Regions from separate parts of the Homo sapiens genome. Here region 1 is linked to region 2. Evidence: chromatin contacts called from ENCODE Hi-C or POLR2A ChIA-PET data. All regions are on one chromosome and are shown on one strand. The core of a region is the stretch at or near the end of the contact, and the rest is flanking DNA. Distances in the headings are between cores, read along the strand shown. Region 1 overlaps RGS6 (regulator of G protein signaling 6). Region 2 overlaps RGS6 (regulator of G protein signaling 6).

Region 1 (3,003 bases), core at 359-2,858, 33 kb after region 2:
GTAATACGAGGAACAGCTTTAAATGTAGCTATAGCTACGGACATGTGGAAAAACTTAGGCCAGAAAACTGTTTAACTTGAAAGGGAAACCCTGAAATGCTGCCATCCCAGTTTTGTACCAGATGGGAATCTGCTGACCAACGGAAATGTAGAGGGGATCTTTTGTGCATACTCTTTGGCAGTGGCTCTTGAACTTTCTTTATTCAGAATCATTTGGGGCATTTGATAAAAGTGCAGATTTCCAAACCCACCCACAAAGATTCTGATGCAGTAAGTCCAGGGGGCGAGGGGATACTCAGCAACGTGTCTTTTCCAAGCACACCCAGGTGATTCTTTGCAGGTGGTCTATGGACCATATTTGGAGAAACACTGAGATACAAGGAGGCTATTTTCAGCCCAATAAAAGATAGGATTTGGGTTATAGTGGTACCCCAAAGATGAGATGACATGCCTTAAGAGGCAGCATTCTCATCATTGAAGAAATAAAAGCAGAGACCAATCTCTTATTGTCATGAGGGGATTCACGAAATTGGATGAGTCATTGGACTAGCTGACCCCTAAGCCACCCTCCAATTCTGTGGGTGGATGATCCTCTGTGCTTGCTTCTTCTCCTAGTCCGTGTATGGCGTGACTGAAGAGTCCCAGGCACAGAGCCCGGTGCATGTACTCAGCCAACCAATCAGGAAAACAACAAAAGAGGACATCCGGAAACAGGTGAATGAATTGACAGCTTGCACTCTCAGGAGGAGACGTGGCCAGTTTAAAAACCCTTTCAAATGTTCAACTCTGAAGATTGAGCAAGCTTTGAGTTCCTGGAAACCACAGTGGAACCCAGCTGTGGGTGATTGAACCTTTTAAGTGCTGTGTGTGAACAAGCCACGGAAGCTTGAGAGAAAGAATTCTCTACCCAGTTCCTCCAGCAGTTACTAGAAAAGGGCGTAAATGAGTCATCCCATGCCTTGGGGTAACTGCTGTAATGGGGTTTCCCACAGTCCGCTGTGGGAGCTGGAGGAAGGAGGGGGCTCATGTCACACAGTCCTTATAATTGGAATGCACCAGCTCAGGATGGTCTACTTTATTGCTGTGATTTGAAAGGAAAGTTTAAGAATAAATAAAGCTCTACTCCCAATGCCATTTCAGCATTACTTGGTTGAATGTTATTTTCTTTCATGATGAGCAGCCCAGGTCAACAGACAATGGCTAATTATATTACTTCCTTCTGATATTTACTGGTAACAAAGCAACCTACTGTTTATATTATGCCTTGCTGGTTCCTAGAGGGCAAAACCCAAAGGAGTAAACTTTGAGGTGCTTGCCCTTGACAAGTTTATTATCTGATGGGTAAGAGGTAATGGATATATGAAAAAAAAAAGCTATTTGGCGGGGCTCGGGGCTCGGTGGCCCACACCTGTAATCCCAGCACTTTGTGAGGCTGAGGCAGGTGGATCATCTGAGGTAAGGAGTTTGAGACCAGGCTGACCAATATGATGAAACCCCATCTCTACTAAAAATAGAAAAAAGTTAGCCGGGCTTGGTGGCGTGTGACTATAATCCCAGCTACTCGGGAGGCTGAGACAGCAGAATCACTTGAATCTGAGAGGTGGAGGTTGCAGTGAGCTGAGATCATGCCGCTGCACTCCAGCCTAGGCAACAGAATGAGACTCTGTCTCAAAAAAAAAAAAGAAAAAAAGAAAAAAAAACCACACAGAAAAAAAGCTATTTGATGATTCCAGTCAAGCATGCCAAGGACATGGGTGTGACGTGCCTGTGAAAGGTGGGCAGAGGAGGGGTCACTGGGGATTGTTCAAAACAGGTATTTATGGGGCACATTTCACCTGTCCATGCTGTTGCTAAGCTACGTAGAAAATACATTGCCTTTAAATTTTGGAAAGCAAGACTTAAATCACACCACAGTATAGGAGGAGATGAGACAAAGGCTAAATTGCAGAATATGAATCTTGTATGATAGGGATGTCCAGAGGCACAAGTAATTTGCTGGAGGGCAGAGCTGAGGGAGTTGGAGATGTCTGGCCAGAGGAGGTATTTGGATCTTGGTGGAAATGCAGGATTTGGGTTTGTGGAGCGAGGGGAAAAAAATAATTTTAGTTTGGTCTTAACATCTGTGTTCTCTATTTTCCCAGATAACATTTTTGAACGCACAGATCGACAGACATTGTTTGAAAATGTCCAAAGTGGCTGAAAGGTATGTTTTCCTTTAATAATATTACTACTTTCTTCTAATTTAACAGGGAAGAAATGTTACAGGGTTATGGTTAACGAATGTGTTCAATGCCAAGAGTTAGACTGTAGTTATTCCTTAGACTGGGGTGCAGAAAAACCCACAGGCTCCATGTGAGTATAACTAAGATAACAGACCTCCCTTGAGTGATGTCAAGAAATGTTCCGTTGCTAAGGCTTTACAGGGGGTGGCCACGGGACCTTGTCAATCAAGGAAGAATGTCCTTTAAAGCTACATAATGCACCTTTGCCTTCAGCCTCTGGATTAATTCAAATGGAAATTGCTCCCCTTTCAGCTATAAAATGCCCAGATTCACTTTATAGGGGAAAAGAAATTATGTGTGTCCTTTGAGGTGCTGGCTGCATAGACAGGAGGGGACTGGATCATCGGGAAGTGTTCCGCCTCCACACGCCATCAACCACTGAACTGCATCGAATCAGCTGTAAAGAAAATATTTGGCCCCTCCAGCCTGGCTTCCACAGCGGTGTGTGTGCTTCATTCTGCACCAGTAGCTAGTTCCACTCCGTTAACTCATGGGAGACTCAATTTTATCAACTAAATGGTCTGTTTTTTTAACTCTTCCGTGAAGATGGGAGACCACATGGGGAATCTATATGGAATAAATCTAACCAGGCAGCTCAGTAGTGAACATTTATTCATCCATATGCTACCGTTAAAGCAATGACCAATTGCTTAAGGAATCAAGAGCTTAAGTTGGGTCTTGGTATTTATTGGATGTCAGATAAACTGAGTCTTTTAAGCCCA
Region 2 (3,184 bases), core at 146-2,645:
CACTGAGGGAGAAGGCCCCAGACCAAGAAAGGATGGGCTCATCTATTTGATTGAAAACAGAGAAGCTTGGAAGACCCAAGGTAGGGCAATTCCTGAACCGTCCAGGGCTGGAAAACCTGTAGCAAAGGCCTGGGGAGATGGGGCAGAAAGGCTAAATTATAACTTAGGAATCTCCACCAGGAGATCAGCTCCAAGACAGCTTCCAGTTTCGGCAGATGGAAGGGATACTTGATGGAAAAGGAGGGAGGGTAAGTGTCAGAGACTGCTAAATGTCTTTACCTACATTTCCTCATTTCAAACTCTCACAGAACAGAGTCTGAGGTAGACTCTAGGGCTGGCCCCATTTTGCAGATGGGTAAACTGAGGTTCAGAGCACTATACCCGTAAGATCTTTGCTCAAGAACTTGTATGTCCCAGACCATGCTTGAAACCTGGTTTACTCACACACCCTGCTGTGCAGACCTCCTCCGTTCCAAAGTGGTGGCAGACTTCAGTGTGCTTTGCAGACTTTCAATCTCAGCACATGCTGTGGAAGTGCTAGCAGTGTTGCTGTGCTAACCCTGTGGTTAGGCTGATCACAGTCCTGGTGAGTAACTATGGCCTGCAGCCCTGGCATCTGAAAGATGACCCCTTGCCTCTCCTGCTGTCCTCAAGAAAGCCTTAGCCCCCTAGATTATTTTCAATATAAAATGTTCATACACTACTTTTCAGATTCAAATTTGCACAAATGAAGTGACCGTTAGACACCACTGGAAGGTAATAAAACCCCCAAGCCTGCCAGCCATCAGGTCCCTCCCAGCCATCCCAGAAATATGCTCAGCTGCCCTCGAAACATCTGTCATGCTCTCTGGTGGGTGCTACTGGGCACCTGACATTAGATCACTTCTCTCCCAAAGCTGCAGCTCTGCTTATTCGATTCTTATTTCTGCCTTTGGATTGAGTGGAAGGCAGTCATCAGTGACAGCCACCCTCGGGGAACAGAAACGATGTCCACAGTGGCAACGATCCTCCATCTTCCTGCACTGAGGCCTAATCAATGTAGCCCATACCCAGCCTCCATTTAATAAGCTGATTGTTGAGCTAAATCCCGCACACTCTCCCCTTGCCCTGGACGCTTTTGATTGACAAAACTAATCTCTCCTCCACCCCCACGTCTGCTGCTGCCCACATCCTCTTGCAAATCATGTACTCGGCTGCTGACAATTAGATATAAGACTTGGGATTCGGATGTGGGAGGGTTATGAGGTTATGAATCAATTGTGGGGGCTCAGGTGAGATAACAAACCAGGGGAACCCATTTCAGACACCTCGCCACAGCCCTCAGAGCCTCCTGGTTGATTTATGAGTTGGTAATAACCTCGCTGGGTCTCCTGGCCCCTATTATTTTTCATAATGCACAGGAAAGCTTTAAATATCAGAGAATGGGGAAGTGCACAGTCTGAGTGGGAGGGAGGTGAGGGGGGATGGGGCTTGGGGGAGAACAGTGGCCAAGGGCTTCCCCGCAGCTGATTGTCTCTCCTGCCCCATCTCCCCAGGCCTTCGCTGCAGGTCTTCTAGTCCTGGACGTTTCAGGAATTGCTTTATCTTGGCTTTTTCAAGCTTCTCTGTTTCATTCAAATAGATGAGCCCATCCTTTCTCGGTCTGGGGTCTTCTCCCTCAGCGTGGGATCTACTCCCAGATCAGTTTCCAGTTCTTGAGGCAAAATATCAGGAGAAACCTGAGATTCCTCCTTCTCCATCCCAGCTACAGCTAAGTCCTTCGCTTTCCTTCTGTGGGTCACCACGGGGTGCCGTTGTCATATACCCATGGAGGCCAGCAAGCTGATCTGGCCAACCTGGGAGAAGACCCCAGGTTGATGACCCCTGGTTTAGGAGTGCATATGGCAGGATGCTTGAGGGATCACTGGGCCCAAAATCGTATTTGCTGTGTCTGGATGTAATGCCTCCCACCTGTTCAAGACCACGTCAGAATGACTCAGAGACCTGCCTGTTAAGAAGGGAAAATTATCCGCTGGACAAAAGCCAGTCAAAAAGCAGGCTCACCCTGCAGTCTGGAAGCCAGTTGAGCAGCGAGGACAGGCCAAAAAGGTGGGAGGGGGCCAGTGAGTGTCTCTCAGCCTGGAGGTAAAGAGCTGAAGACTTTACCTTTCCTTCTGCCTGCTGTCCTCTTCCCAGTGACAGCCAGTTTTTAATAAGGAAAAGGAGGAGGCTTTGAATTGCTACCTAATATTTGTTTAAGTAGTAATTTGTTGAGATTTCTCTGTTTTGTTTTGTTTTGTTTTGTTTTTTGAGACGGAGTCTCATGCTGTCGCCCAGGCTGGAGTGTAGTGGTGCAGTCGGCTTACTACAACCTCCGCCTCCCAGGTTCAAGCACTTCTCCTGCCTTAGTCATCCAAGTAGCTGGGACTACAGGCACCTGCCACCATGCCCAGCTAATTTTTGTATTTTTAGTAAAGACAGGGTTTCACCATGTTGGCCAGGCTGGTCTCGAACTCCTGACCTCAGGCAATCCACCTGCCTTGGCCTCCCAAAGTGCTGGGATTACAGGCAAAAAGATGTGATTTTTTTTTTTTTTTTAACAGTATCAGTGGGTGAAAGACCCTGAACCTTTCCTCTAAGGCAGTGTTTGTAAACTGCCTATATGATGTCTGGTACTAGATTGTGATGATGTTTTCAAGGGCCACAAAACAATTGAGGAAAAATTTAAAACATACTGAATATACATGTGTGGGTGTTTATGTATTATGATGTGTATTTGAATACAACTATCAACGAATAAGCATTCATTAGACCCCAACTCTGTACCAGATGTTTGTTTACTCCATGCCAGGGACAGAACTAACAGGGTCCCTGCTCTCTTGGAGCTACAGTTTAGTGGGCATTATGGGTTGAATTATGTTCTCTCAAAAATTCATATATTGAAGTTCTAAACACTAGAACTCCAAAATGTGACCTTATTTGGAAATAGAGTCATTGCAGATGTAATTAGTTAAGGTGAGATAATTAGGGTGGGCCCTAATCTGGTATGACTGGTAGTCTTATTAAAGGGAAATTTGGGCCAGTCATCGTGGTTCACACCTGTAATCCCAGCACTTTGGGAGGCCAAGGCAGGAGGATCACTTCAGCCCAGAAGTTAGAGACCAGCCTGAGTAACATAAGGAGACCCTGTCTCTACAAAAAATTT

What was found. Hi-C counts contacts between places; a loop is a spot of excess contacts on that map. ChIA-PET counts read pairs that join two places held with the same protein, here RNA polymerase II (POLR2A). Pooled maps may share reads with other maps.
Region 1: a loop to region 2 is called in a pooled map, with 3 times the contacts of the local background. The contact joins two enhancer-like sites. A Hi-C loop is called at or near these places in 3 of 168 maps with a recorded cell type or tissue (GM12878, naive thymus-derived CD4-positive, alpha-beta T cell and natural killer cell), 30 of 37 single-sample maps with no recorded cell type and 17 of 50 pooled maps. POLR2A ChIA-PET finds 5 or more read pairs at or near these places in 16 of 52 experiments (GM10248, GM12878, HEK293 and 8 more).

Annotation. Positions count from the first base shown.
Region 1 is chr14:72,476,128-72,479,130 of GRCh38, forward strand. It overlaps RGS6 (regulator of G protein signaling 6), which reads left to right. Exons shown (of 18, transcript NM_001204424.2): 11 at 615-713; 12 at 2,141-2,202. Among named protein-coding and RNA genes, the nearest start is that of MIR7843, 39 kb to the right of the region's middle. RefSeq lists an enhancer at 671-880. Within about 2 kb of position 1,609, at least 2 of the 41 ENCODE cell types and tissues checked have a DNase peak (open chromatin) inside an H3K27ac peak, as active enhancers do; they include GM12878, where a contact is called at or near this core.
Region 2 is chr14:72,442,921-72,446,104 of GRCh38, forward strand. All of the region lies in intron 3 of RGS6 (regulator of G protein signaling 6), which reads left to right. Among named protein-coding and RNA genes, the nearest start is that of MIR7843, 72 kb to the right of the region's middle. Within about 2 kb of position 1,396, at least 2 of the 41 ENCODE cell types and tissues checked have a DNase peak (open chromatin) inside an H3K27ac peak, as active enhancers do; they include GM12878, where a contact is called at or near this core.